Regions from separate parts of the Mus musculus genome. Here region 1 is linked to region 2. The links are chromatin loops, found by intact Hi-C in ENCODE. Cell type or tissue: gastrocnemius. All regions are shown on one strand. Each heading gives the region's core, and the rest is flanking DNA. Links, peaks and the distances in the headings are about the cores only.

Evidence for each region. Peaks named below come from ENCODE experiments on the same cell type or tissue, not always from the same donor. Only the 100,000 strongest peaks of a DNase experiment are listed, where the experiment ranks them.
Region 1: a loop joins it to region 2, with 2.2 times the contacts of the local background. A loop is called at or near these places in 3 of 42 quality-filtered maps.

The regions. Positions count from the first base shown.
Region 1 is chr5:114,435,233-114,450,832 of GRCm38, reverse strand. It overlaps Mmab (methylmalonic aciduria (cobalamin deficiency) cblB type homolog (human)), which reads left to right and starts at 6,806. Exons shown (of 9, transcript NM_029956.4): 1 at 6,806-6,957; 2 at 8,011-8,072; 3 at 12,219-12,312; 4 at 12,958-13,015; 5 at 13,711-13,783; 6 at 14,026-14,123; 7 at 14,290-14,354; 8 at 15,496-15,555. The coding sequence starts at 6,842. It overlaps Mvk (mevalonate kinase), which reads right to left and starts at 6,564. Exons shown (of 11, transcript NM_023556.3): 1 at 6,470-6,564; 2 at 5,354-5,445; 3 at 4,527-4,674; 4 at 412-556; 5 at 1-127. The coding sequence starts at 5,431. In gastrocnemius, for the core only: no CTCF peak of the experiment used is centred there; a DNase peak (open chromatin) is centred at 6,757; H3K4me3 peaks cover 1,891 bases; H3K27ac peaks cover 1,561 bases.
Region 2 is chr5:114,559,487-114,575,086 of GRCm38, reverse strand. Fam222a (family with sequence similarity 222, member A) reads right to left here and starts at 6,836. Exons shown (of 3, transcript NM_001004180.1): 1 at 6,663-6,836. It overlaps Gm13790 (a long non-coding RNA gene), which reads right to left. Exons shown (of 4, transcript XR_387591.4): 4 at 15,467-15,600. In gastrocnemius, for the core only: a CTCF peak has its summit at 6,955; DNase peaks (open chromatin) are centred at 7,064, 7,324, 7,771, 9,650 and 3 more places; H3K4me3 peaks cover 3,144 bases; H3K27ac peaks cover 1,070 bases.

The DNA.
Region 1 (15,600 bases), core at 3,650-11,649, 120 kb after region 2:
GTTGGAGACCTCCTCACAGGCAGTCAGGAGGGCGGCTGCCAGACACACAGAGTAGGCGGCGCTGGAGCCCAAGCCTGCCCCGGGGGGAAGTTCCGACCACACCACCATGTCCAGGCTCGGGAGTGTCCTGAAATACACCAGGCACAGAAAGTGACTCCCTTAAAGGGTGTGAAGTGCCAAGTGGAACCTGGGGCCAGGCGTGGACAGTGGGGGAGGGGCAACTGAGCATCTGGACCCTGAAGGGAGTGATGCCCATTGGATGTCAGGGCCTCAAGACGACCCTGACGACCAGGAAATGGGCACCAGACCTCAAGTGGATCACTGTAAACTACAGGACTCCCTGCTCTGTGGAGGCACAGGGATTCTCCGGAATGCTTCCCAGGGACGGGCTCCTATAGACCATGCACACACCTCTGCTTCCGGCAGATTGCCAGGTACAGGTAGAGAAAGGCAAGCAGAGCCATGCCTTCATTGCCTGCACGGTCTCTGGGGAGGTCCCCCATCTTCTTTAGCTTCTCCAGTTGCTCCAAGGTGGGTACCGAGACATCACCTTGCTCTGTCACACGGGCAAACAAACAGGTGGGTGAGAGGCCTGTGGAGCAGATGTTCGTAAAACCATGGAACACATCGGCATCCACATGGGGAGGAAAGGGTCCCAACCTGCCAGCCCTGTGCACCCTCACTTGTATTTTGGGGTATAGGCAGCCCCAGGTGTGGGTCTTAGCTGCCATTCACGGCACACGTGGCCCTCAGCTGAGTGGCTTCCGTCTCTGAACCTTGGGAAGAGGATAGCAATAGCACCTCTTCAGGTTCTTTGTAAAGATGAGGACCAGGCCCTAGGACTCAGCACTGCTCCTGGCCAGGACCAAGTGCTTAGCTAGTAGTCTGCGCACATGCTGAGCACAAGGCTTCAAAATCAAGTCAAAGGCAGCAGTTTCTCTCTCTCAAGGACAATTAGCAAGAGAACTGGGGATGTGGCTTGGTTGACAGGCCCAAGCAAGTGCCAGGTCCTGGGTTCCACCCTTAGCACTCCCAACACAGACACACAACACACCCACACACAACACACCACACAAAGACACACACAGCACACACACACCATATACCACACACACACACACCATATATCACACACACATACCACATACATATACAACACAACACACAAAAAGACAAACACACCATATACCACACACATCACATACCACACACACCACAAATACCACACAGACACACAACACACACTACAACACACATACCCCATATATATATATACACCATACCACAAAAAGACACCCACACATACACATACCACACAAAGACACACACACCACACATACCACACAGACACACAACACACACAAACACACATACATATAACACACCACACATATATACACATCACACATATAACATACCACATACACACACCACACATACAACACACCACACACAGACATATACCCCCCACACACACACCACATACAACACAGACCACATATACCACCCACCCACAGGTTTTGTCTAGAGCCGCACAGGAGCCTGGGCTACCTTGCTCTGCGACACAGAGGAGGCTGATCCAGTCCGACCAGCTCACCTGTAGAAATCATTCCCAGCCTCCAGTCAGCAGCTGGAGCAGAGCAGGGTGTGGCTGTTTGGAAAGTTCAAGGCCCCACCCACTAAGCGTTCAGTGCATGTGTGCCTAACAGACTGATGATAGATTCCAGAGGACCTAACCAGAGGGTCAAGGAGACCCCAACATTGCAGAGTGCTGGGATGGAGACAGACCCATCTTGGAGTTTAGAGACCTGCATCTTCAAAGCCCTTTCTGTATCCATGACAACATGGTAGTACCCTTCGCCCTAACCATCTTAGCCATAAAATGAAGACGAATGGTCTCACCTACTTTGGGGACCACTGGTGGGGGCAACACTTGGCTTGCAGCCCAGCAGGGGTGCCTGATACCTGATCACTTTGCCTGTAACTATGTGGAGGGAGGGCCACCATCCCAAAAGGAGAAAACCTGTCTCCGAGAGGCTCCTTCACTCTCCTACTGGAGCAGACTTAGAATCCTGGCTCCCACTACGCATCCTGCTGGTTCTCCACAGCATCCTTTGACCAGGTCACATGCCACCACCCCTGGGCCTGTCCAGACCCTCTGGTGGGTTTGCGTGATCTTGGCCAGTAGCTACCATGCCTGGCTGTTGCCGCTTTAGACAGAGACTTAGAAAAGCAGCTGCTGGTCCCCAGGGAACATTTCTGCCCTAACGAGTGCCTGGTACCATGGAAAGCAAGTCCCAGAGGCTCTTAGCTGAGGGGTCCCAGGAGTCACCCAGGGCACTTCTTGCAAAATATAGTCATTTCCCACCACAACTACCAATTCTCCACAGGTGAGGGGCAGAGCCAGGAGCCACAGACACCGGGGGGGAGAAAAAACCCAACAAAGTGGTCCCCTCCCCCAAGTACAAGCCCCAATAACTAGAAAAGAGCCAGTCTAGACAGACAGCCCCTTCCTTCTTTCTCTACTTGGGGTCAAGCCCAGCTCTCCCCTGTTGAGCCACACCACAAGTGGAAGCTTTCACAGACACTCCATCTCTGGTGGCAGGGCCTGGGAGCAGGCTGGAAGTATCCTGGAGGGCTCCTGCTTGCCCTGGGCTTGCTGAGAAAGGCATGAACCAAAGAGGCAGCAGACTGGGGTGACCCATGGGGCAGGTGCTACCCTGCTGATGGAAGGGAAATAGCCTGGACAGCTGTAACCACCGCTCTTCCCATGCCACCGGCAGCAGCACAGGGGCCTTGGGCTAATGGCACGGGAAAGTGCTGACACCCCAAAAGGACCCCTGTCCCCTGGCTCTGTTTCAGAGACACAGTGTTCACATCTCTCAGGCAACCTGAGTCCCCGTCCCCAGAAGTCAGTCATGAAGGGCTGGTGCCTGAATGCCTAGATTGCTCCTGAGGAAGCTGAAGCAAGGTGTCTGTCACCTTGTGTTGCCAGGCAACCACCATCTTGGGGAGTTCAGCTATACCTCCTTGTCAAAAACGATTATCCAAGCTGGGCTTGTTGACTGTTTGTGCCCCTCACAGAGGGGTGGAGAGGGTCACAGGGCCCCCATCTAAATATCTAGCAGCTCCCTACCACACTGCATGCAACTCTGCCTTAATTGCTTGTGGCCTTCTGGAGGGTGGGGGGTTAGGGTATATAGGCTGGGGAAGACCAGAGGTGGGGGGCTCCATCTATGTGACTACGGTATCATTCCTGCTGGGTCAAACCTTCTGGTGAGGCCTTTATGTGGGGGCACCCACACTCCAATAACCAACTCTTGACTTACACGACCAACAAACCCCTTGGCTCCCCAGAGTGAACTCTGGGGGAATTGTGCCTTGATTTGTCGTTGGGACGTTAGGAGCCGGAGGGGGAGATGTTCCGTTTCCCCTGGGCAGGGATTTTAGCAACACTTCCTTAGTATTGATTGGATTAGGCAGTAATAAACACGGGTTGGTAAGGATACACCCCACCACCGAGCCACCCAGGCCCTCTGCTCAGAAACAAACCACACAAGAACAATAGTGCCTTCACCCTCCACTAAAAGCAGACTCGACGGCTTTCTCGGTCTACTTCCCATCCCAGCATCGACCCCAGGGACTAAATGTTGTTGGTTGACGGCTCTTCCCATAGACTTTCCTGCGCCTTTACACACTGGCTTCCATAAGTACATTACACGGCTGTTCCACACCTGTGACGGTCAATCCTTTTGTCTCCTTTATCTTGTTTCATATGATGTGGGTTCATGTAGCCCAGGCTAGCCCTGAACTTACCATACAGCCGGAGCTGTTCTGGAATTTCTGACCCTCTGGCCTCCCCCGCCCGAGTACTGAGGATGCACTAGTTAATGCAGGTAGGATTTAGAATCACCTAGGAGACACAGCTTCAGGCCCGTCTATGAGAGCCTTTCTAGAGAGGTTGAACTGAAGTAGAAAGATCTACTCTGTGCATGTGCGTGGCCCCATCCCTGAGGTTCTAGACTGAATAACTAGGAGGACTAGAGCCATCCTGCTCCTGACTACAGAGGCACCTTACACTCCTGCCAGGAGACAGATGGACTATGTGCAAACTGAGAACCAAAATACATTCTGAACTTGCCTCTATCATAGCAACGAGAAGGGCAACTGATAAAACAGCTTAATATTTTTACACCTGAATAATCTGCCCAAAACAGTCCACAGAGACTCAGGGCACAGGTCTGGTCTACACGGTTAAAATGAACTAGCTAGGTTGGTGTGGTGGTGCATGCCTTTAATCCCAGCACTTGAGAGAAAAGAGGCAGGCAGATCTCTGTGAGGCCTGGTATCACAAACAAAATTAAATCATGTAGTAAATGAATGAAGCCGATTTTCGGGGGTCCAAGGAGAACATCGTTCTTCAGGCTTCACGGGCAGCCTGAAGTAACCACCCTGTCACACACACCCCCAACTTTCTTCAGGGGCCAGCCTCTTGCTACACCCGGCTCCCCACTCTTTGTACTCACCAAGAAAGCTCGTGTCCAGTCGCTGAAGCATGCCCACATCCCACACCTGCTTAATACCGATGTTGGGTAAATTGACGCTCACTTTCCCATTGCTCTGCGGTCGCAGCAGGAGGAAAGTTCTCAAGTTCAAGGCCGCTGCCAGAGCGACCTGTAGAATAAAGGGCAAAAGCAGTAAGCCTGAGGGTGAGCGGCTTGGGGACCAGCGACCGTATGCTCTGAAGGTGGAGACAGGATTTACTGGCCTTCACTCCTTCCCTATCCCAACTCTTAGAGTGTAAGATAATGAGAAGCGCTGTCTCGGAAAAAAAAAAAAAAGCCTCAGCTTTACCTGTAAAATAGAAGATTACACATCGTAGCCGTGGGTTAGATCTGAGGGTTAAATGAGATAATGCGTGTGCACAACACTTCTACCAGACCATCTTTCCAATTCCTCAACACTGGAATGTCCAAAGCCCAGCCCTTCAATCCCTTTCCCCTCCAACACTCACTTCCTGGGTGATTCCAACCCAACCTGTAGGTTTTATCAACCATCCTCAGCTATTGTACTTAGTGGGGCCAGCTTAAGGTTCGTCCGGCTGGAGATACTCATCCAGTGAACACCCTAGGCCTTTCTTTTACCGTCTTCCAATCCAGGGTCTGAGAGACATGGTACCCCATCGTTCAAGTCCCTGGGAACTTTTTTTGGTTTGTTTGTTTTTTCGAGACAGGGTTTCTCTGTGTAGCCCTGGCTGTTCTGGAACTCACTCTGTAGACCAGGCTGGTCTCAAATTCAGAACTGGGATTAAAGGCATGCGCCACCACTGCCCAGCTCCCTGGGGACTTTTTACCTTGCCATGGACCACAGCGTGTTCTCCATGGAGGATGACCTTCCCCGGGGCGGACACCAGCAGGGCTTCTGACAACATGGCTTCTGAGACTTCTGCAAGGAAAGAGAGAGAGAGAGAGAGAGAGAGAGAGAGAGAGAGAGAGAGAGAGAGAAACAAAGTTCCCTAGATGTTAGTTACAAACACCAGGAAGGCTGGGCTTGGAGGTGAACATCTTTCATCCCAGCACTGTGGAGGCAGAGGCAGGTGGATCTCTGGGTGTACGAGGCAAGCCTGGTCTACAGAGTGAATTCCAGGACAGCCAGGAGCATGTAGAGAAACTCCATCCAGAACTACCATCCAGAGCTATGTTCCAGGATGACAGTGCAGTGAGCCAGTCAGGTGGACAATGGGAAAAAAAAAATCTGGGTTCAGACCACAGCTCTTCCGTCCCCAGAATGTCTTATGCCATGAATCTGTTTCCCATATATCAGATAATAGAGGCAATACTGGAGGCTGACTCAAAGGACTACCAGCAGCAAGGCCTGTCTGTCTGGCAAAGTGGCCTCTTGACTATACTGAGCTACTCGGCACTGACAGGTTCTCAGCTCCAGAGTTTATTACCACTGCTGTTGCCAGTAGAAACTGACATGAGCTCAGGCATGGACTGCTTGCCTACTCTGAGGACGGCCATGTGTTTGATGCGTGTGGGAACGCGAGGTTTAGATAAAATCTTGCAGGAGAAAGAATCCTTCCCGGACCTCAAGACCACAACCAACCTGTCACAATCACAAACGCGGCTGCCGGGACTCACCTGTTAACGCCCTGTGTTGCACGTTCAAACAAGAACTTCTGCAAGGCAAGAGTCATGTCACAGAGTGGTTTTGCTGGATTTATGGGTGCATGCATTTTTACGTTGTTATAAATAATGCAAAAATCACCCGGGTTCAAGGCTTCACTGGCCACCCCACTGCACACTAAGTAGCCCAGTCTACGGGACCCTAGTCTAGGGGAAACTGTCCGATCTGAGGTCGCCGAGCGCTCAGATCGAGGACACGAAGGCAGAGAACCGCGGCGCCCGGCCCGGGGTGTCCGGGACCCGGTCCTCACGCCGCCCATCCCGCAGCCCAGGCTTCTCACCTGCCCCGGCCAGCGCCCAAGTGAGCTGAAACCCGGGCCGCAGCTCCCGGTCTTCTCCATATCAGATGGGAGAGTTCCAAGGAGGCGGGTGTGTCTTCCTGAGGCCAATCAGAGAGCTGGAGCTAAGGGCTCCTTTACAGATTGGGTCAAACATTAACCAATGGGAACTTCAAGCAAGCCGAAATTGCCTCGCCTCTTTCTACAAGTAATCCAATGGGAATCAAGAGCTGGGGAGTGCCCCGCCCTGGTGCGAGTGCCCCAGGCCAATAGGAAACAGCGATTGAGAGGTGGCGCGGCCGGCTGCGGGGCGGAGTCATCCCCGGGCCTGGACGGGTGCCTAGCCGGGTCAGTCTTGGATGCGTTACCGTGCGCATGGCTGTGTGGCTCTTTGGGGGTCGCCTCGGCCTGCGCGGGCGTCTCAGCGCCTGCAGACTGCTGTGTCCCCGTTTCCAGAGCCGTGGCCCTCAGGGCGGGGAAGACGGGGACAGGTGAGTTTCAGGCCTGGAGAGTAACTCAACACGGAGGAGGAACGGTTGTTTCCGTGGGTACATCACACCGATGACGTGCTCTATGTGGCCTGACGTCACTGGGCTCGTCATGGCGTCAGAGGCCAGGATTTCCTCCCCAAGTTCTAACGGAGTCTAGCTGTGGTCAGTCAGGGCAGGGGCATGCTCTTGTGGGTTTTGTCCGGCCTCCCCAAGCAGTTTGTTTGGATTAGGATTAAGACACCAGGAAGACATGGTAACACTTAGAAACTTGCATAGGGACTTGCAGACTACCATGACCTCATGATCAGCGTTCCCTGTCCAGTCCTCTGACTTTGAAATAATTTTGTGAATTCACATTTTAATTTTAAGTTATGCACTGCTAGTTGAAAATGGCAGAGTCGGGGTTCATTCGCAGTCCTCAAAAAAAAAAAAATTAAGTTAAAATAGCATTTTTGAAATTCCATTTTGACAGTGTATTTTTTTTTTTCCTTGACACTGAAAAATCTTAGAAAAGTGCAAGTGGCCTAGTTTTCTTTCCCCCAGAAGTGCTAACTTCTGTGTTGGGGTTAGAAGAGACAAGAGTTTGGGGAGGGTAATGGACCAGGTCAGGCTTACAGTAGAAGGGTTTTGGGCATGAATCCCAGCCCAGTCTCTTCCTGGAGATCTAGGAAGTTGAATCTTTGTGGGCTCCAGTTTCCTCAACGGAGAAGCGTATGGCTAACTTTGGGAGTGTGGGAGAAGCTGAAGGGCAGTTCCAGGAGCTAGCGGCTTTAGCCCACTGTGGAGCTAGGGCTACATGGAGTGACCAGTTAGTCCTTCCTGCCAGTATTTGCCAAGAATCTTTATTGAGCAGTATGCTACAGCAGCTGCTGTACAGGTAGAGACAGGGACAGGAAGCTGTCAGGAAGGGGCAGCGGGGAAATGGCTGACGGGAGATTGCCATCCCAGAGGCAGAGAAGTGCTGCCCCTGAGGTTGCAGACTGAAAGCTGGGCGTCACTCCCCGAGGCGCAGCCGTTCCCACTTACCACGCCTTTGTGTCTGTTTCTCATCAGGCTGCAGCCGTCCTCGACGGCAGCCAAGATCCCCAAGATTTACACCAAGACGGGAGACAAAGGTAGGCCACGCTGTAGCCATGTGACGGGTCTGAATATACATCATAAGTGTGAAGCCACAAGAAAGGTGCACTGTTCAAGTGTTCAAAACAAGTTGTAGCGCTGCTACAATGGCTCAGACTGCTCTTCTAGAGGTCCTGAGTTCAATTTCCAGCAATCACGTGGTGGCTCACAACCATCTGTAATGGACTCTGATGCCCTCTTCTGGTGTGTCTGAAGAGAGCACCAGTGTACTCATATACATAAAATAAATAAATCTAAAAGCAAAAAGCGGGGCTGGTGAGATGGCTCAGTGGTTAAGAGCGCTGACTGCTCTTCTGAAGGTCAGAACCACATGGTGGCTCACAACCATCCGTAATGAAATCTGACGCCCTCTTCTGGGGTGTCTGAGGACAGCTACAGTGTACTCACATATAATAAATAAATAAATAAATAAATAAATAAATCTTAAAAAAAAAAAAAAAAGCCAAGTTGTAAGGAAGCCAAGTATAGTGCACACCTGCAATCCCAGTACTTAGGAGCTGAGGTTGGAGAGTCACAAGTTCAAGACCAGCTAGGTTGATGTACCAAACTCCAAGGCAGCCTGCTCTACATAGTAAAACCCTGTCTTTTTTTTTTTTTTTTTTTAATTTTCGAGAGAGGGTTTCTCTGTATAGCTCTGGCTGTCCTGGAACTCACTTTGTAGACCAGGCTGGCCTCGAACTCAGAAATCCACCTGCCTCTGCCTCCCGAGTGCCGGGATTAAAGGCGTGCGCCACCACGCCCGGCTTAAAACTCTGTCTTGAATGATGGGAATGACACGTGTGGGGTTGGAAGTGTAGCTCAGTGGTAGAGTGCCCAGCTAGTATTCTGAAGGCCCTGTGTTCAACACCAAGACCAAAAAAAAAAAAAAAAAAAAAGATAAAAAGAGTGTGGGACAGTGTAAGGCCTCCGAGTCATGAGAGACACAGTTCAGGGTGAGCCTGCTCTGCTCACCCACAGTGGGCGGCTCACACCTTTCTATAACTTCACATCTACAGGGATCCATTGCCTCTGACCTCTGAGAACACTTGCACATACATACATACATACATACATACATACATATACACACACACACACATATCTATATATACACATATACACATACACATATATATACACATACATATACACACATATACATAACATGCATACACATATACAACATACATACAGACATATATACACATATACATACATATACATACACAGCATGCATATATACATATACAACACTTGCACATACATACCTACATATACAACATCCATATCCATATATATATATACATATACACACACACATATATACACATACATATACACACATATACATAACATGCATACACATACACAACATACATACAGACATATACACACATATACGTACACAGCATGCATATATACATATATAACATGCATACACATACACAACATGCATACATACATGCATACACACATATATACACAGCATGCATATACACACATACATACTTGCAAACATGCATAGACATACACATGCATACATATATATATAACATGCACACACACATATATAACATGCATACACATATACATACATATATACTATGCACACATAAATATGTATATACATATATATGTGCATGCATGTATGTCAGGGTATCTCTGCATAACCCTGCATGTCCTTGAACCTCACTCTGTAGACCAGGCTAGCCTCGAACTCAGATATCCGCCTGCCTCTGCCTCCTGAGTGCTGGGATTAAAGGCGTGCTTCCACTGCCCAGCCCAAATTTAAAAAAACATAAAAAGAACTTTTAGTTGATTTGGATTAAAACGTGTATGATGGTAAGCATGGTGGAACAGGTATGTAATCCTGGTACTCTGGAGGCAGAGGCAGGAGGATCACTGTAAGTTTAAGCCTGGGCTATAGTGAAAGCTTATCTCTAAAGAAAAGAAAAAAAATGTGTGTGTATTGTGTGTGTGTGTGTGTGTGTGTGTGTGTGTGTGTGTGTGTGTGTTTGTATTTGTATGCCTGGTCTACATAGCAAGTTCTAGGCAAGCCAGGGCTACATAATGAGACCTTTATCTCTAAAGAAAAGAAAAAAATAATGAATGTGTATTCAGATATGTCTTTGGGATTTCTTAAATTGCAACTTATTTAGAGTGTGTTTGTGTGTGTGTGTGTGTGTGTGTGTGTGTGTGTGTGTGTGTGTGTGATATGTGCCTATATCCCAATGCATTTGAGGTCAGGGAAAAGCTTGGGGAAGTTGGTTTTCTTCCACCATCCGCTTCCCAGGGATTAACTTGGGTCATCATCAGGCTTGGCAGCAAGTGTCTTTACCAGCTGAGCCATCTTGCTAATCCTGAAAGATTTTATCTTTGTCTGGTAGCTAGGAGAGAGATCTGATATGTGGGAGAGAGAAATACAGAAAAGTTCACACACTGTTCTTCTATTTTCCAATAATAATAAAAATGTATTGCTTCAATATTTATTAAATGTAATGTAATGGAGAAATAAACTACTATGGTACCATTTCTGAAGTTTTAGGACCATACAGATCATTAATAGTGATTGTGTTTGAGTTATATCCTTTCATACTAAAGTGTATACACACATACACACACCCCACACTCATAGGATGTACTTCCTGTCACCGAGCTGTATGTGAACAAAACGTCAGAATGATAGATGTTTTTTCTGCCACGTCTATGTTGTTACCAGAACGGTGGGAAAACATGTGTATAGAAGTGACAGGTGTCAGATGGTGGTGTCAGTGCTACACCGGACAGGTTCGGGGACAGCCTCAGGTCACTCACAGACGGGGCAGTGGGCTCACTATGGCCCGGCAGTATCTGCTAGATGGGGTGAGGCTTCTGCTGGCCCGCACAGGGACGGAGGCAAAGAAACTGACCTTTGTTCTGGGTCTGATGTGGTCGGGAAGCAGGGCTCCTTCTGTAACGTATTGACCTTTCTTAGAAAGTAGAAGAGAGGGGCGTGGGGTGGGATGGGGGTGTCCTGGAACTGTGATAGAGACGCATACATCTTTGTCATCAGCCAGGAGAGCCAAAGCCTGGTCACTTTTGTTCAGACACGGTTACTTCAGTTTGTTGAGGTTGCTCTGTCAACAGCCACAATGTGGATATCGGATGTCCCTCTGTGAAGTCATTTTTACTTACCAGTGCTGCAGCGGGCTCAGTGGCTGGACGGCATGAAGCCACGCTGATGGCCCTAGGCAGAAGCTGTGACCTAGGCTGACAGGAGACAGGACGAGCAGAGGGGTGACACCACAGGTGGTTCCACTAGTCTAAGCCAGGAAGAAGAGGGATAGCCTTGGTGGTAGTGACCAAAAGGACATTCAGGCTTATGGTGTGTGGACATTTTGACGGGTATGAGCGTTTGCCTACATGTATGTACATGTGCCACACGAATGCCTGCTGCCTGTGGAGGACAGAAGAAAGCATCAGATCCCAGGTCAGCAAGTCACTCTGTGGTTGCTGGGACCTGAACCTGGATCCTCTGCAAGAGCAGCCAGTGCCCTTAACCACAGAGCCATCCCTCCAGCTCCTGCCCCACCTGTTGTGGAATAAATTTAATCTCAGTCAGGGGCTTCTTCCCCTCCTTTGATTATTCAGTTCCCAGATAAAAGATACACGTAGACCTTTAATTTATAATAAGCTTTTATCGCCACTAAAGCTGGGCAGATACCTACCCTCTATGTTAGAATCTCCTTTCCTATCGATAACCCCGAATTACTACTTACAGTGTTCCATCTGGGCTGCCCTGAGCTCCAGCTGGCCGCCCTCATGGCCATAATTTTAGGATTCTTACCCCATGGCATCTTCTCTCCGCACCTTCCTCTTCCTCCCCCTCGTGGTTTTCCTCAGACTCTAAGCCCAGGAACCCCCAAGCCCTTCCTCTCTCAGTTCTGCCCAGGAATGATCTGTAGGTATCTTTATTCACCAATCAGGGGTAACTTGGAGGGCAGTGTCACGTAGCATCACTTGGGTCTACATGCGGACTCTCTGGGACAACCAGGTTTTAGGGACCAGTATTGAGTGTTACAATACAAGCAATATCAGACCAACCCACTACACCCACCCCCAAGAAAACCCCCAAATCTTAATGTGCTAAAAATATCTTCCCCCAGGGTTTTCCAGCACCTTCACAGGAGAAAGGAGACCTAAAGATGATCAAGTATTTGAAGCCGTGGGGACCACGGATGAGCTAAGCTCAGCTATTGGGTAAGCGGCGGGCCTGGATGTGGTTAGTACTGGGCATCAGAGACCCATCCTTGTGACATTCTCTGCCCTGCAGGAGGGCCCTGGAGGTTATCCTCAATGGATCTGTGTGAGCTGCTGTTACGAGAAGTCAGCTCAGCTCGTGGTCTGTCCCTCTGTCACCTGTGCCTAGGAAGTTTGTTTCCTCTTCTGTCCTACCTTATGAAGAAACTCCTCTTTTTTTTTTTTTGGTTTTTCGCTGTATAGCCCTGGCTGTCCTGGAACTCACTCTGTAGACCATGCTGGCCTCGAACTCAGAAATCTGCCTGTCTCTGCCTCCCGAGTGCTGGGATTAAAGGCGTGCGCCACCTTGAAAGCCTCCCCCCCCCCCCCACCCCATGAGCGGGTTAACTTGGGCATCTGACGCACTGCACAGGTCTCTCTCTCCTGCTGGACAGATCCCAGGTCTCCTGCTCCCTGCTGTTGCAACAGGACTAGCCTATCCATGTAATAAGAACAGCTGACTCGGGGTGGGTGCTTTAGAAAGCAAATGCCCCCGTCCACGTGTTCTCTTTGTCAGCAAGACAAGGCTGCCTTGGTGGGTGTAGCTCATTAGCTTACAGCTCTCAGAGCATACTGTCAGGGACTAATTCTTCCTCGTCGTTTTAGGTTTGCCATGGAGTTGGTCACAGAAAAAGGCCACATGTTTGCCGAAGAGCTTCAGAAAGTAAGTAGCATCATTTTTGCCCACGACAGGGCCTTTGGTGCCTGTGACCTGAATTGTCAGCTGGCAGCTTCGCCTGGCCCATTACCTCTTTGCATCACAGTAGCTAATCACTCTTGAGGACCTGCTGTCTTCATCTCTGGGACACATAATCCTCCCTGAGGCTAGGGGTGTGGGTGAACGTTGACTCTGCTCTCCGGGGGTGCTCGGCAATACGGAAGGCTATCTGTGCTCGACACATCTAGTGGCAAGTCCTACATCGCATGGGACAGCCTCTTGGGTTGCAGAGGACAACCCAGGGCTCAGGCTGAAGAGCTGTGTGCTCAGGAGCCCTGCTGCCTTCGAGTCTCAGCAAGGTGGACCTCTACCTGTTAGCGCTGCCATTGAGTTCTGAGGGGCATCTGCTAGCAGAGTCACTCTAGGATGCAGTGGGAGGCCGAGGTCACCCAAGCTTCACTGTAGTCTGGTTGGGGCCTACGTGGGTCCCAGGAATGGACAGGTGTCCTCCCTGAGTCCTCCTGTCCCGCTGACCACCGTCCCATGGGCTATCCTTCACCATTTAGGCGGCACTGGTATGTTTGGTCCAGTGAATTAAACTCCAGGAGGTTTCGTCGTGTTTAGAGTTAGGGCAGTTGGATTCATGGTCCAACGGCCCCGACACGGTCCACAAACGGTCTTTCTCCTCACCCTTGCTCCAGATCCAGTGCATGCTACAGGACGTCGGCTCCGCCCTGGCCACTCCACGTTCCTCAGCCAGGGAGGCTCACTTAAGTAATTCCCAGCCTGCACAGGGAGTTAGTGGGGCCTTGGGGTGAGGGTGGCCCTGAGAGTTGCCCACTGGGAGCCCTGGGCCCTAGAGCTCTCTGGTAGGGCAGACATCCTTGCTCTCTGCCTTGGGAGAGATGTTATCCTGGAGGCTGGTGGAAGCAGGGCTCCCACACAGAAGGAAGGGGTGTTTCCCAGTGGTCTGGTGGCATGCTTACAGTAGGGCCTCTCTGCCCTTGACTCCTTAGAGCACACGGCCTTCCAGGAAGGGCCTGTCCTGGAGCTGGAGCGGTGGATTGACAAGTACTCCAGCCAGCTCCCCCCGCTCAAGGCCTTCATTCTGCCTGTAGGTATTGGGGTGCTCAACTTGGTGTGGCGGGGTAGTTGCTTTGATGGAAACACGGGCTTGCCAGTAGACCCAACTGTAGCAACAGAGTCACCCCCTGCACCCCGGCCGCTCAGAGGTATTCCAGCATAGAGCAACAGTGGCCAACACCCACTCTCTCTTTCAGTCTGGAGGCAAGAGCAGCTCTGCCCTGCACTTCTGCCGCGCTGTATGCCGTCGTGCCGAGAGACGGTAAGGGCCCCAGAGGACAATGCAGAACCCTTGTCGTATCTGAGCCACCGCCTCTTCATTGTACGTGTCCTGAGTACTGTCCTGGAGGGCACTGTAATGAGTGACTCACACTGCTCAGAGGCCAAGCAGAGCTTTTTTCTGCTCTGAGAGCCATAGGCTCCCTAGGATGTGGGGCTGAGGAGAACACCATGAAAGGACCCTGCTAGAAACCAGCAGAAAGGACTACAGGGAGCCCAGCGGTTGGGGGACACCAGAGAAACTCTGTCCACATCTCAGGGGTTCCTCACAGCACCTCCAGTCTGCAGGGGTCAGGAGCAGGCCAGTGAGATTCTGGGGGTCCGCAGACTCAGATCGCAAGCCTTTTCCCTTCACAGAAGACTGCTGAACCTGGACATTTCCCAGCATTTCCTGGGTGACAAACAACAAAACAAATCAAACCAAAACCAAAATGCTTGGGCCTCCAGAGAAAATGGCCATTTGCATAAAGTCACCCGCATCAACCGGGCTTATACCATCAGAGCACGAGTCTGAGCTGGTGTCGCACCTTCAGTGCAGCTGACAGGCCCCGGCTGCATAGTGACATGCCAGAAAGCTCTCCAGGCAGGAGGACATCTAGGTGAAGAAGCCAAGTGGGAGGTGTGGGGCGAGCAGGACTAGAGACGCAAGCCTTCCTGGGCCGATGGCCAAACCCAACACACACCCCCAGGCTAGCTCAGGGGAGGATCAGCTGGGATCAGGAGGTGGGATGGGACAAATTGTATGTGCGCAGTCAGGTGCGGGACCTCGGGTAATTAGAATTACAACTTAGAACAAGTAGCTCCTTGGGGATTAAGGGCTAGACGAAAGCCCTTCTTCGAGCCCTGCCCACAAAGGAGCCCGGGCCAGGCTTTGGTGGCACAAAGGCCAGCAGACTGGGCAGCCTACCCTCACCTTGCCTGCTGTGCGTCCCCCTTCACTGGCCAGGCCACGTTGCGTGTCCCCAAGCTAAGGGGCTGGCTGAGGCAGTGGTGGGTACGCTGTGTCTGGTTTGTGCTTGCCAGGACTCGGTTGAATAGTGAAGTCAAGTGGTGGCAATACATGTCCCAGGCTCCTATGTGTGGAGCCTTGCTCTGTAACCTGACTGTGCGTTTTCTCTTCACAGTGTGGTGCCTCTTGTCCAGATGGGAGAGACGGATGCAAACGTGGCGAAGTTCTTAAACAGGTGCTTAAGTGGAGTGTGGCGGGTCTGTCTGACCACCAGGCCCCT
Region 2 (15,600 bases), core at 3,314-11,313:
CCCCCACCCCCACCCCGCCCCCAAGCGCTAGGCCCTGCTCACTGTCCTCTGGGTGAGGCTGCTCAGGTGCAGGCTGCACGGCAGAAGCCGGTAAGAGGCCTCTGGGACAGACAGCAGGGCTGTGGAGGGCTGAGAGGGCCCCTGCCCTGGGGACCTGCTTAAGTCTCCTCTCCAGCCACTCCCCTGCCAGGCCTGGGGATTCCAGCTGGACTCCCAGGGTATTCGGGAAAACTCTGCTCTCGAAGCATGCATGCATTCATTCAACAGTTCTTGGATGTCAACCTACCATGTACCCCCGTCCGTCCAAGGCTTCCAGCAGCCCAGGAGCAGGTAGTACCAAGCACAGCACCCTGGTTGGCAGAGATGCTAGATACTTAAGTTAGAACCTCTTTGCTCCTCTGCTCAGAACTGCCAGTCACATCCCGGCCACATCCTGATGGTCCTTTCCTACCTGACATGATATTCTCGACACACTCCGCTCTTCCTGGGCACGCCTAGCAGAAACCTTTAAGGCTTCAGAGCAAGTGACAGCTTGCTCAAGAGGCTGTCCCGTCTGCCCGACACCCCCTAGGCTATGGCCTTTGAGTCCCAGGTCTGAAGTGTGTAAGCTATGCCACTCAGTTTGAACTTCAGTTGCTTCATCTTTGAAGTGGCCTGAGCTCTTCAGAGACACAGAGGCCTGCGGGTGCCCAAAGGGTGTCCAGCAAGAGCTCAGCAAACACTAACTGTAAATAAATTCCAGGCTACAGGCGCTTTGGAATGTGCATGGCTGGTAGTAACCGACCCTCACGCTTAAATAGTTTTAGAACAACCCCTACCCTCAAAGAAGGTCTCCCTGAGAATCTCCAGCTGTGGTGCCCTGGCCCTCTGAACCACACAGAGGGACCCCTGAGTACATTAAGGCTAGGCACCCGACCTGTCTCAGACCATAGGCCCCAATGACTGATTGGCACTGGCTGCCCGGAGTGCTGGAGAGAGTCCAAGGTCAGGAAAAGAACGAGGCAGGGGAAGAGGGCAGCAATTGACTGGCAATGTCTGCCAAGGGCAACCTGGCAGAAGGGAGTCAGGCCTTAACATCCTTGACATTTTATGGGCTTATAGAGGATGTGGGTGCATCTGGGTTCAGGCAGGAGGCAACTTGCTCAAGGTTGTGCAGAACATGAAGAGATGGCTACTGTACAATATCCCCCTCAGCTCCTTCCTGTTCAGGCATTTTGTTAGGACAACCTGCCCAGCCCCACCCTCCGAGGTGTCAGACCTCTGTGGACGCTCACCTGTGATGGGGCACTTATACAAGGATAAAACTGCCTTCAGTGGGACAACAGTGGAGACCAAAGCAGGAAGCGCGGGCTAGCACACAGATGTCTACCATGGTTCTCATGAGAGATAGAGGAGTTTAAAAAGAGAAGAACCAGAAAGCCAGCCTTCCCACTCTGTGAAGCCCTCCCTGGTTTAAGTTTCCACCTGTGGGTCCCTGTATGCTTTTTGAGAGCTAAGTCCCCCTTCCCCAGGGGCATCTGCCCACCTGGCTTCCAGGTACAGAAACCCATATATGGTGATCCTCTCTGGAGTGGCAGTTAGCCTGATCTAGAGCCTAAGCCTCTTCTTCAGACACCACCTCTGCATCGTCTCAGGTGCCAGGAGCAGAGAAGCCCTCTGGCTGGGCAATGGCCCCGGGCCTCACACCCTTCCTCTCAGGCAGACTCTGGATCTACCTGACAGATTAGGAGCCTGTGGTCACACAGATGGTGAGGGTGTGTGGCCTGAAGCTGCTGCCTCTGCCTCAGTCAGTGCCAAGCTCAGCCTGGGCTCTGCCAGGCGGCCAGCCTCCCTCCTCCCAGGGAGGCCTCTCTCCCCACATACCCTAGGTCATTAAGTTCTGTGTCTGAGTCCTTGTCCCTGGGAGCCAGTTCACAGCCAGCTCCTCTGGCCTCACCTCCTGACCTCCTGGACTTTTGTCTCCTGGGCCTCTTGAGTACACAATAAGAGGAGCTTGGGGGGGGGGGGGACACACAGGCGGGGAGAACAGCTGCTGGAGCTGGGGCAATGGCTAGATGTGGAGCTGAGGTAACTGGCCAGGATCTTAGCCTAGTTCACTCATCCTCATAGCTCCAGAACGTGTCCTGTATGTGCAGAATTTTTCTACCCACAAGCCCATGGGAGAACTGCTACTGCCAATAAACCAATCGGGAAACTGAGGCCCACGAGGGTAACCAATCTGTCAGGAAACACACATACCCAATGAGGATAGAAACCAGGGTTCTCCCCCAAACAGGCCTAAGGACCCCCGCGGGCGGTCCCCTGCTGACCTCTCCAGACCCCAGGCCTTGAATGAAGCCTCTCTTCCCTTGAGCCACACAGAGGGAGGGAGCCCGCTAGAGAGCATCCTCTAATGTCCCTATTAGCTTCTCTCTCCTTTACTCACGACCCTCCTCCTCTCCAAGTGCTCCTTTCCTGACCATACCAGGGGCCCTTTCTCCCTCTGCCTGAGACTCCCTCCTGCATGCTGGGCCGGGCAGATTCTTGGTCCCTCCCGAGGCCCTCCCTGAACAACTACAGTCTTCCACTCTTGGGGTTCCCTCCAGCCAGTTTCTGTCCAATCCAGGGTTCCCACTGCCTGCAGATTTGCTCTGAGGGTATCACAATCTTCAAGGCCAGCACCCCATTGTCAAGGCCGAGGTGAAGGGTTTACCCAAGGGCACAAGAGATAGGGCAGAAGAATTTTAACCCAGTTATACTCTTCCCACTACCCGTGTCCCCCACCCCCAACCCTGACTATGGGGATCCACTGCCCTCCCCCTTCCACTCCCAGGCTGTGTGACCACGGGGCATAAACATATCCTGTGCCCCCCCCCAAGTGAAACAAGTTAGAGGGATTGAGTTATCTATTGGTCATCTGGCTCCTTCTGAGGCCTCTATTTCCCCATCTCTGAAATGGCACTAAGTCCACCACGGGTGAATAGGGGCGCCCCACCAGCCACAGTCTAGGTTTGCCTTTTGTCTGAGGCTGGCAGCAGGCACTCAGCTGTTTCTCAACTAAGCAATCAGTGGTCCAGGTGGAAGGAATGCCCACACACCCCCGACAGCCTCCATCCCTTCGCAGAATCCCCCTCCCCACCCCCAGCCCGGGCAGACTAAAATAGTCATTAGGCAGATTTCAAAAGATGTCAGTAGCTTATAATTATAGTCGACATCCTTCTGAGATAAAAGTGATTACCTTGGATGCAAATCGCTTAGCAACCAATCAGGGCGGCGGGCGGCGCCCGCGGAGGTGACCGGCCGGCAGCGCAGCCCTCCTCCCTCAGCCGCACCGCACCGGCGGCGAGAAAGCGCACAATAGCTCTTGACACGCAAATGGGTTAACACAATAAAGGCGGCTCCGGCCGGTGCTGGGGGAGAGCAGCAATTCCCGGCCCGCGGGAGGTAATAAAGCGGCCCTTTTGTGCGCGCCTTCTCGTTCTCGCCCCCGCCCAGCCCCAAGGAATCGCTGCCTGATTGAATTACGGTTCATGAATACGAGCTGCTTGCCTGCTTTCTCTGACTGGGAGGGTTGGCAAAGCAAGAGTGGGCAGGAGGGAGGTTGGGGAGGACGCCCTGGTCAGGCCCGGCCCCTGGTACTCAGATGGGAGCCACGTGTGCTCCCCCTGTAGGCTCACCACGTGGGAGCCCCCTTGCAGAGGCGCTGGAAGGCTGGGGACCCTACCCTAGCCTAGAAACCCGGTCTTCAGCATTGGGCTCTGAGACACTGGGAGAGCTGAGGATTATGCTAATAGCAGGTAGAAACTACATTTATGGAACACTTACTGTAGGCTCTGGCCTGTGCTAAGCCCTCACAGAATCCTCACCACGCCCCTGCTTGTAGCTCCTTCTGACAGATAAGGAAACCGAGGCTCAGACTCAAAGCCAAGCAATGCGATCACACAGCAGTCGGTCCCAGACCCAACCATTCCAGTCTCGGCAATAAGCCTGCCCCCACCCCCACCCCCGGGGAAGGGGAGCTTCAAGTTTCTCACCAAAGGCATCAAGCTGGACAGGGCCTATACCTGGTTTAGAGCAACTGGTCGGGGCACTGGTTAAGTGCCAGTGATGGGAGCATTGGGAGGGGGCGGGGCTTAGGAATATGCTGCAGGAATGGTTCATACACCTGCCCTGTCACATGAGACTCCAGGACACAGAACAAACACCTCAGTGCCACCCTGCCCCATTCAACCCTCAGACAGCTCTGAACTACTCATCCGGTGTGTTGCTCTTCTATCCGCCCCGCCCCACCCCCCCACCCCCACCTGCCCCTAGGTCAGGATCGCCACCCATTAAAGTTCTGTTACCATCTATAAACCTGTCTTCCACCAGGAGAGCCTGCCAGGGGCTCTGAGTAGCCCAGGGCCATCTCACATGAAGAAGGCTGGCTTTTTCACTATCTCTGGCAGGTGGGTTTCATGCTATATAACCCCCCCCCCCCCAGGGCTACAGATAGGAGCCTAGCAGGTATAAGGGAACAGGCTGGACTCACAAGGCCTGGCAGAAGTTACCACTGTGTTCAGTTCACCCAGGAAACCGTCCTAGGACAGGGGTGCCTCCCCTATGCCCAAGTCCTGGAGATTCTGAATGGGGTGGGGGGAGCACCGAGGCCAACCCACTGGAGCTGCCTGGCTGCGCATCATCACTTCTTTGACTTGAGCCTTGGGTTTCTCATCCACAAAATGGGTCACAGCACAATCCACTCCTGAGAAGCAGCTGAGATGCCGCAAAATGCCTGGCGCTCTGGAAGACGCCGGGTAAGCTGGCAACTCCCCACACACACCGCTCCCCCCCCCCCCCCCGTCTGGCGCTCACTGCCAAGCCCAGGGAGCAGAGGGAAAGGAACAGAAGGAGTTGCCCAACTCTGACAGCCTTTCCCTCTGCCTTGGCTGAGGGACTGTAAATACTCCACAGAGGGCCTCCAACCGCGTGTTTGTGTGTGTGTGTGTGTGTGTGTGTGTGTGTGTGTGTGTGTATCTCTGGCGCACACTCCAAGTTTGTTTCTAAGCTGGGAAGTGTTGAGAGAGGCCGGGCAAACAGCCCTGTGCCCACAGCCTCCCCTCTCCACTCCACCCCCAATCTGCTGTTGTGCCGCTGGCTGTCCTTGGAAGCTTGCGTGTAAAGAAACCCTTCAGCTGGAAACAGGATCACCCCACCAAACCTCCAAAGTGGCCTCCCCCCCCCACCCCGGTATTTATTGACCTGTTAATGGAAGAGCCTGGGAGGAGGCTGTAAAAATGGTCTGTAGAGAAACCCTGTCTCACCTGTCGTCCCCGCCCCCCCCCCCCATGGGAGCAACAATGCCAGCGTCTTCAATCTTTCCCCTAGAAACTTGACTGTGGCTATTTTACCCCCTATCTGGCCCTGGCAGTGATTGCTGGGATGGGCAAATGAGAGTAAGCAGGCTGTGGCTTGGGAGCTCTCTGGGCTCCATACTGTACAGGGCTGCTGCCAGAGTTCGGTGGGGAGAGGAGGGCTCTCAGCATCTCCACCTATCCCCCCTGGCCTGGTATTTGCTTAATGAGCATCTATTACACTGCTTGTCAAAGTCATCTTAAATGACAGAAGGGGAACAGCTAAGGCAGGAGTCCCAGCTGGACCATGGCCCCTTACCTTGAAGAGCAGGGGAGTTCCCTGAACTTACACAGACAGACAGACAGACAGACAGACAGACACACACACACACACCAGGAAGGTCCTGGCTCCCCTCTCTCTCTGGCTCAGGCAGGACATTCACCTTTTCAAGAGAAGCCTGTTTGAAGGCTGAAGCCCACATTTTTCTGGGGACCCTGGGAACTCCAGTTGCTGGCTGGGTACATGGTAGGGTTCATGGGGACCTCCTTTTAAGCATCCTGCTTAAAAGTAAGAGGTTGCTCTGTTTGGGAGTCTGGGAGACTCCAGACACTGCAGGAGACATAGGCAGAGTTCTGAACACCTGTCCTCAGGGGCAGGGACAGCTGGCACTGCCTGCCTCCCTCCCCCACCTCGAGTGGGGATTTAGGTCATAAGATTGCGGCCGGGGAGGACAGGGAGTTGGCCTTCACCTTCTACTACACCAAGGCATTCGGCCTTGGCCATTCTGGCTCCACTCAAAGCCAGCTGTGTTGTCACAATTCTGGTGACATCAAAGGTCGGGCAGTGATGTCACATGCAGCCCATTGGAACATGCTGTCTTTGTGAGTTATTTGTAACAATAGACACACAAATGTCTTGCCTGGAAAGACACCATCCTCAGACATGAAGTTTTGGGACTCCCTGTCTCTGAGCTCTGTCTCTTTAAGATCCCAAAGGTGGTTTTGTAGACCCCCTCCATGCTGGCCAACCCTGGCTGCCCCCAATCAATCTTTACAAAAGTACAAGATTCCCTAAGAATCTCCAGAGGACAGGGCCACCACCTTTGTTAGCTTCATGGGTGGGGTGCCTTTCCTCTGACAAATACCGATGTCAGTAGAATACCCACGAGGGTCCACAATCTCCACTCCAGCCAGTCCAAATAAGTTGTGTGGGCAGGACAAGGGTGGACAAGTAGCATTGCTGTCTCTGGGCACCCAACAACCTAGGGCCCTTTTAGGGCCAGTCCAGGTTGCCAGGTTGCGAGGAGCTGTCCCCAGCTCAAACCCAAAATTCTGCACCCCGCAACTCACCGTATCAGGCAGTCGGACGAAGGGCACCAAATCTCAGAGGCCACGACGCTCCGATCTGCGGGTTGCGGCCATGCAGGGGTGATAAAGATTGCTGGAGAAAGGCCCCCTTAGGGGGCCGATGTCTTTCTTCGTATGGAAAGGGGAGCCGTCGGTGAGGGCGATCCCTGCGTCCGGAAGCGCCGTCCGAAGTCGGAAAAAGGTTTTTTTTTCCCCCCTCTCAGTACCCGTCGCGTCCGCCTGGGACCCCGGCCGCTCGCGCGCTCAGGCGGCGCATCCTCGCAGGAGACTGTGCTCCATACGTCCGGCGGGAGGCGCTGCGCCTCCCTTCGGGGCCCGGCTCACCGCTGCAGCTCTGCCCGCGCCTCTCCCAGGGCGCCCTCTCCGTCCGCGCTGGGAGGCCGGCGGCCGCGGCCCCTCTCGCCAGCCCCAGCTGCAGCCTGTCTTTGTTGCTTCCTCTCGCTTGCCCTCCCGCCCTCGGCTTGCAGCTCCCGGCTTTGCTCAGAGGTGGAGAGTCCGTCTCCTCGGAGGGTTGCACGCACCTGCAGCGGCCCGGGCTCCTCGCCCGGCGTGCACCGGCCCCCGCAGGTTGCAGAGAGCAGCGCCGAGAATGAGCCGGCCCCTCCTCCTCCTGCTCCGAGCTCCGGGTGTGGGGGGAGGGGAAGCCGGCGAGCAGCGGCAGTGGCAGCCGCAGCGAGCGGCAGAGACTGGGATGTAGCCTCGCGGGCCTTGGCGCTGAGGACCAGCAGATCCAGCAGGCGCAGGGCAGACTCGGGGATGGAGAGCCGTGCACCCGGTATGGTGCTCGAGCGCCGCAGCAGCGGTCGGCGCACAGGTCTCTCCCGTGCCCGTGGCCCGGGACGGTTCGCGGGGCTCCCGGAGCCGCAACCTCGCGCTGCCCAGCACCCTCGCCTAGCCTCGGGCCCGGCTCTTCGCCCGGCCTGGCCGGCGCGCGCAGCCTCTTCGCAGAGCTGCCGGCCCGGCAATGCTGCCCGCTGCTCCGCTCCGGCACGACTGACAGGCGCGGGCGCCCGCTCCTGCCGCTGCGTCTCACCCCCGGTCCGCCCCCCGCGTTACGGCCCAATCAGCTGCAGCCGAGAGGCGGTTACCACGGTGACGCGGCGCCGCGTCCTCCGCGAGGCGGGGCTGGGGGCCGCCACGCGCGCTTTTCGCGGCAAAATTCAAAGGCCGGCAGGGCGGCTCTCCAACCTTTTTCCCCAAGCGGGGATGAGGCGGGTCCTGCTCCTAGAGGACTACAACTCCCGGCTTGCTGCGAGCCTAAAACAGGCGAAGGAGTCCCGATTGGAAGGGCAAGGCATGCTGGTTGTTGTAGTCCCTTTGTCGAAGACCTAAAGGGTTGAAAGCAGGTAATCCTATTCACTGAGTACCTGTTTGAGGGTAGGTACTATGCATTATTCCGTTTACTCTTGGAACAGGCCCTATGAGGAGTGTGTTAAAGATAGTAAAAATAGGTTGGGGTGACACCAAATGGTAAAGGGTGCGGTTTGCAAGACCCAACATCAAACCTTGGGACAACCTAAACACACACACACACAGAGCAAAGTGCATACTACACTTAAATTTTTCAAAACTGTGAGATTGGCTTTATGGCCTACATTTTACAGAGGAGAACACTGATATTTGACACTTGTTCTCAGTTTACGGACAAAACTAAGACGTGAAGCTTCCCGATTGCCTTTTCCACGGAGCGACTGGGGATGGTGGTGGAGTTTTGGGCATCAGCGCTGAGATCTGTGGAACACAAACCACATGCTGAATCCTTGGTCAGCTCCATCCCACAGATGTATACATTGACCGCGGGAGTCAGGCACTTAGTATTTTCTATGTTGCTCCTGTTGGTCTCAAACTCCTAGCTTCAAGCCATCCTCCTGCCTCAGCCTCCAGAGTGCAGAAAATATGACCACAAGCCACCATACCTGGTAAGGCTCCGGTTTGTCGTCCATTTAACAGGTAGGGAAACTGAGGCACAGTATCACCTAAAACTAAGTAGGTGTTTCCATTCTTACTTGCCTGACAGCCCACAGGTAGCAGACAGGGAAACTGAACCCTGGGAGACACAGATTCCTAAACTGTTAAAATGTCTGTCACAAGACTGGGCAGTAGTGTCACATGCCTTGAATCCCAGCACTTGGGAGGTAGAGGCAGGTGGATTTCTGAGTTCGAGGCCAGCCTGGTCTACAGAGTGAGTTCCAGGACAGCCAGGGCTACACAGAGAAACCCTGTCTTGAAAAACTGAATTAAAAAAAATGTATGCCACAAAAGAAGTTGAACACCCAGCTTTCCAGACAGAACTTCAGGATCCCTGCAGAAACGTAAAACATCAATCAGACACCCCCATCCAGCCTCCAAGACACCCCCATCCAGCCCCTTTAGGGGCTTTATCTTAGGGATGCTTAGTGATCTCAGGCTTTATCTTAGTGATGCCTGGCGTCCTCCCAGAACCTTGCCTGCGGTTGACCTTGGCCGTTTATCTTCAAGGCTTGGTGTCTGTAAAATGAGAAGACATATCTTAATCTCCTCTGTATCTGGCCGTTGTGGGGGGGGGGGCAAGAGAGAGCACCAGATGCACTCAGCAAGTGTTTAGTGGTGGTCCTCCATCCTAGAGGGCTGGTGAGCGCATCCAGGGTTTTGTGTGGATTGCAATCAGGCCTTAGCCTACTTTCAGGAGCCGAGCAGAGAGCAGAACAACCGCTAACTAGAACCTGGAAGAGGCACTGGCAAGGGACCTCCAGGGCAGGCCCAAGTAGGCCACACACTCCTTATCTGGGGCAGAAGCTGGCCCTGTTTCGGGTCTCAGATCAGCACTGTGAATGAGGTTCCAGCAGCCCCAGCCTGCCTCTGCACTTGGCTGTAGTTCCCAGTGGCTGCCTGTCCATCCTTCCTCCTTGGCCCCTCCCTGCTCCCGGAGTGTGGGTGGGGGCGGGGATTTACCTGGAAACCGGATCGGCTGCCAGCTGCTTCCCCTCTGGGCCAGCGGCCAGAGCGGCCCTGACGTCAGGGCGAGTTGCCCAGGCGAGTTGCTGGCAGGACCCAGGGCAAGGACAGGTGGGGAGAGCAGATTCAAGCCTGGGACAGAGGAGGAGACAATGACGACCGAAATCTAGGAAAAGAGAGGAGTGGGGGTGAGGGGTGGCGTTAAGGTGAACAGCGGGCCAAGCTGAGTACAGCCTTCTCTGAGCCCGAGATTCGCTGTTGGTAGGTCACCATGACAGCCGCCTTGTGTTATTCATGTTTCAGAGTCCTTTTACCTTCACGGAGAACCTGTGCCCTGCGGATAGAATTACTACCCGCATCTTGTATGGGAAGAGGGCTGCGGGACTTGCCCAAGGTCACCCAATGAAGGAACTGAAGCCCTCCCAGTCCTCCACCCCTCAGCAGGCAGCCACAGATTGACAATGTGTGACCTGGACAGACATTTCTTCCCTTTTCTGGGTCCATCTCCTTGTTGAGGGCTCCCAATGTGGTCAATAGCTTCCCAAAAACCTGGCGTGATTCCCAAACAGTGCGGGCGGGGGTGGGGGAGGGCAGCAGCTAAGGGTGAGATCTGAAGGGGGTGTCTGTCTCTAAAGGTCAGGGAGTTTGTGAGGTGCTGATGATGGATTCTGGGGGGCAGTGGGCTCAGAGGCAGCTGTGTTAGAGATGTGTTTTGCAAGCAGTTGAAGGTTCCGGAGATGCTTGAGACTTTATTTTATTTATGTCTCCAAATACACATTTGTATCTTTAATCATTTCAAACCTTTTTTTTTTTTAAAGATTTACTATTATACATAAGTACACTGTAGCTGTCTTCAGATGCACCAGATGAGGGCATCAGATCCCATTACAGATGGTTGTGAGCCACCGTGTGATTGCTGGGATTTGAACTCAGGACCTTCGGAAAAGCAGTCAGTGCTCTCACCTGCAGAGCCATCTCACCAGCCCCTCAATCCTTATTTTTAATGACGGTTCTTAAATGTCTTAACCTCCCTTATAGCCCACCACCCACCTGAGATAGTAGAAAAGAAAGGATACGGGGGAAGTGTACATGTTCAGAAAGGTTCTTTGGAGCAACTCCCATCTGTGTTGTCTGGAAACCAGCAGTTCAGTTCACAGGTCAGCAGGCACTGCCAGCTCGATCCACTCGCAGAGACACTTCATGCATACAGGGGCAGGCCAGTTCAGTAGAGTTGGGTTAGTAGACCTAGCAGAGACAGCCAGGCCTCAGCTTTTGCTGAGTCAGCAGGAACACTCACCAGCAAAAGTTCTTGACTGTGCCTCTCTCAGGAAAGCGAAGATCAGCGAAGACAGGAGACCAACGAGTGTTACACAGCCAGCTGTTCCTGAGTCCTATTTATACCCTCCAAACATCATGTGTCCCTCCAGTATCTTGCTTCAGCCCTGATCCTCGGGAGCGGCAAGAAACTGCAGCACACCACCAGAAGGTTTTTGGTGCGTTTCTCTCTATGGAGTCCCGACAAATGCAGCTCAACTATGCAGTATAAGGCAGACTGATACGTGTGGTCATTAGCAAAGAATCCTTCACCACAGGTCCTTTCACGTGCTTGCTCTAGCAGAACATCCTCTCTCCTGTGTCTGCTTCAGTGAAACGTTCCTTCAAGAGTCTGCCTTAGCCTTTTACACCTGTGTCCACTTTAAGGAAATGTTCCTTCACGTGTTTGCTCCAGCAAAACACCATCCAACCGACTTTTCCAAGAACCCACAAGTTTCCACCACACACAGCCACCCTCCCTCATAGTCCTGGTTTTTGTTCTACACTCTGTCCAACACTAACATGATCTGATTAGAGACTAGGCTATAATTCCTTTGCCGAAGCCTTGGGGACCTCCAGGCCGGCCAGCTCCTGAACACTTGGGACTAGGATTTAGTTTATTCCCTCGCCATTCCTATAAGACCCTACATACCAACCTTGCTGAAATGCATGTACACCCTCCATCATGTGTGCCTCTTACCACCCCAGACCTTTTGCACAGTGCTGTTCTCTTTACCTAGAGGGTCCTCTCTCCAGGTAGCCAACTCTTGCTCTGTGGGCTTGTGATAGGCAGCCTATTTTGGTTGAATGGGGCTTGCTCCAGTGACCCAATAGAGAAATCTACAAGGGATGGAAAAGTGAGCCACATTCCCAGAATCAGGTGCCTGTCCATAATTCTGTGACTCTGTCACACAGACAATGTCCCAAGCTTCTGGCATTCTGGCTAGACTGCACCCCCACAGTTACTTGACTATAGCCAGGTATGCTCCTCCCCATAGTTACCTACCTGGCAACAGCAAGATAGCCCAACCCACTCTATAAGAGGGACTGCTTGGCCCCTCTTCGCCACTTTTTAGTCCTCGTTTTTTCTTACTCTCTAGCCCTCTTTCTTTCTTTCTTTCTTTTTTTTTTTTTTTTTTTTTTTTTTTTTTTTTTTTTTTTTTGGTTTTTCGAGAAAGGGTTTCTCTGCATAGCCCTGGCTGTCCTGGAACTTACTTTGTAGACCAGGCTGGCCTTGAACTCAGAAATCTGCCTGCCTCTGCGTCCTGAGTGCTGGGATCAAAGGCGTGTGCCACCACGCCTGGCTCTAGCCCTCTTTCTCTCTTTCCCTTCCCCCCTCTCTCCATGTGGCCATGGCCAGTCTCTATCTCTTACTACCTTCTCTCTTTTCTCCCTGCCTTTCTACAATAAAGCTCTAAAACCATAGACTGTCTTTGATCATGAAGGCCCGCCGTGCTTGAACGATGGGATAGGCTTTCTCCTAACGTGCTGCGAGCCATGTCTAACCTCCAGCCAGAAGGTCTTCCTGTGCTCCAACCACAGACCTGACCAAGGGATCTAGCCCGCGTGGGAACCATCCAGCGCCCCCTCTCCCCAGCCCTCTTCCCGCTTCATCCCCGGGGCCAAGTGCCGCCCCGTGGCCCCTATTCTGTTCTCAGCTCCTCTGCTGTATCCAGAGTGGGATGCTGGAGGCTGAGAACCTGGTACCAGGGGCTGCCCTTTGTCCACCACCTGCCATGTGGGGTCAGTGGCTTCAAACAGCCAGATGCCCACCCGGGGCCGCATGGAAAGCGTCCGGCAGTCCTCCAGCGTCCGCCTGCCCAGAGCACAGGAACTCTGGCGGGACGTGGGTTCTCTCCCACTCCCCTCTTTCCCCCACGCCCACAGCCCCACACTGCTTCTCCTTCAGATTGCAAGTAGTGAGCCTCCTTCTCTGGGAAGCCTTCCTGCTGTGTCTAGTCTGATTTGTCTGTTTTCCTAAGCTTGAGGCTCCCCAGGACTCTTTAGCACAGGTTACAAACAGTTGCCACTCAAGAAAGATCTGTTGATTCCATCATCAATGAATGAGGTGACTCAGATTTCTTTCTTTTTTTTTTTTTTTAAAGATTTATTTATTATTATATGTAAATACACTGTAGCTGTCTTCAGACACTCCAGAAGAGGGAGTCAGATCTTGTTACGGATGGTTGTGAGCCACCATGTGGTTGCTGGGATTTGAACTCTGGACCTTCGGAAGAGCAGTCGGGTGCTCTTACCCACTGAGCCATCTCACCAGCCCCCCTTTTTTTTTTCCTTGCAAATAGTTTTTGCTATATAGCCCAGGCTGACCTTAAGGCAAACCTTCTAACTCCTTCCTCTGAGTGCAAGGATATAAGTGTGAGCTTTTTTCTTTTTTTTCCAGACAAGGTCTCACTGTGTATTCTGGCAAGCCTGCAACTCTTGATGTAGACCAGGCTGGCCTCAAACTCACAAGGATCTGCCTGTCTTTCTACCCTTGCCCACCTGTAACTGCTGGAATTAAAGGGGACTCTGTTTTCTGGTACAGGATAGATATGAAGAGGGAGAGAGTGGAAAGAGACTGATGGGGGTGTACCTCCACGTGATCCAGTTTCTTTGTGCCTCGGTTTCCCCCCACTCTGTGAGACAAGATTCATGGTGTGTGCATGCCTTTAATCCCAGCACTTGGGATACAGAGGCAGGCAGATTTCTGAATTCGAGGCCAGCCTGGTCTACAGAGTGAGTTCCAGGACAGCCAGGGCTATACAGAGAAACCCTGGGGGTGGGGGTGGGGGGAGATTTATGATGTGTGAGGTTAGTTCTGCTCTCAGTACTGGGCCTGGTTGTCCCTTTCCATTGCTTGAGGCTCCTCAGCAAATTCAGCATAGTCTGGGAGTTTCCCCAGTGACAGTCTCTACTGAGCCCTAAGGAATGCAGCTTTCCTGTGATCCCAAGAAGGGAGTGAACAGGGTTGATACAAGGTTACTATAGGAGTGCCTGGAGCAGGTGCTGCCTCCGGTGTGGGGCAGGTGATGCAAGAGGCACCCTACTGGGCGCCCGAGTGCAATGGGCAGGAGCAATAAATAGCCAAGGGAAAAGGTGAGGGGACCCTGGCGGGGGTGGGTGGTGGGTGACAAGGCCAATGCAAAGACCCCATGGGGAGCTCCGAAGGGCCCAGTGAGTCAGAGGCTGAGCAGGAACTGAGCTGGCAGAGCTGAGCCCAGATTCTGGCAGGGGAACAGTCAGCCTCAACCTCCCCCCCACAACCCCCCCCCAGTCGCCTCACCTGCCCTGGTTGCTCTAATCTAGGCCAGAGCCGGGAGGGAGCCGAGCCCCCATTGGTGCACACCATGTAGGTTTTTCAGAGATAATTTAATCAGAGCTATTAATAAGCAGAAAAAGAAAGAGCTCTTTATGCTTCTCCGGGAGAAAAGGGGAGGGAGAGAACCCTGGTAACCTTGTCACTCACCTGCCCCGCCCCCCAGGACGTGGAGCCCGGGGGCGGGGGATGGGCAGGCAAAAGGGATGGGGCAGAGACCAGGGCGCCTGCAAACTGTGGACCTTTATGAGGAAGCAGCTCAGGCTGCCTCAGGGATGGACCTCCTAGTTGCTCCCCCACCACAGTCCACCGTCCACCCCTCCGGCTACTTCCTGCCTGCCTACCGCGCCTTAGCTTATCCCCGCCCCCCCCCGCCCCCCCCCCCAGGCTCTTTGCACCTCTGGCTTAGTGAAGCTCAGGTCCCAGCCCAAACATCTGTCTCCTACCCCTTGCCGTGCCTCGTCTACTTTTAGATGTCACCTTGTGTCTTAGTCAGGGTTTCTATCCTGCACAAACATCAAGACCAAGAAGCAAGTTGGGGAGGAAAGGGTTTATTCAGCTTACATTTCCACATTGCTGTTCATCACTAAAAGAAGTCAGGACTGGGACTCAAGCAGGTCAGGAAGCAGGAGCTAATGCAGATGCCACGGAGGGATGTTACTTACTGGCTTGCTTCCCCTGGCTTGCTCAGCTTGCTTTCTATAGAACCCAGGACCACCAGCCCACAATGGGCTGGGCCCTTCCCTCTTGATCACTAATTGAGAAAATGCCTTATGGCTGGATCTCATGGAGACATTTCCTCACCTGAAGCTCCTTTCTCTGTGATAACTCCAGCCTGTATCAGGTTGACACACAAAAACAGCCAGTACACCTTGTTAGGACCTAACCAACAGGGAGAGGAGTTTTGATGAGGGATGGGAAATATCAGGTTGGCCTGTGGATGTGTTAGGGGACACAGGAAGAGGTGCCCACTGTGGGTGTCACCATTCCCTAGAAAGGGGATCTGGGATTGTGTTAAGACCTGTGGAAGCAAGCAGAGCTCTCACCAGCAAGCCTCTCTCTCTCTCTCTCTCTCTCTCTCTCTCTCTCTCTCTCTCTCCCCTTTCTGATAGATGGAGTGGGACCAGGTTGCATTTGTCAATCCCAACAGAAGAGAAGCCAAGATACTCCCTCACCAGAAGTCGCCCTCCCTACCCATCAGCCATCTGTCAGAGCCCCTGTAGGTGGCCTTGTTTATTGTTTGCCTCACCCAGCTACCCTGCTTTCCCAGTTCTGGGTCAGTAGGTCAGTATTTGCTGGAGTTGGAAAAGGTTCAGGGGCTCTGAGAAGAGGGCAGAGTTAGAATGGGAAGTCAGG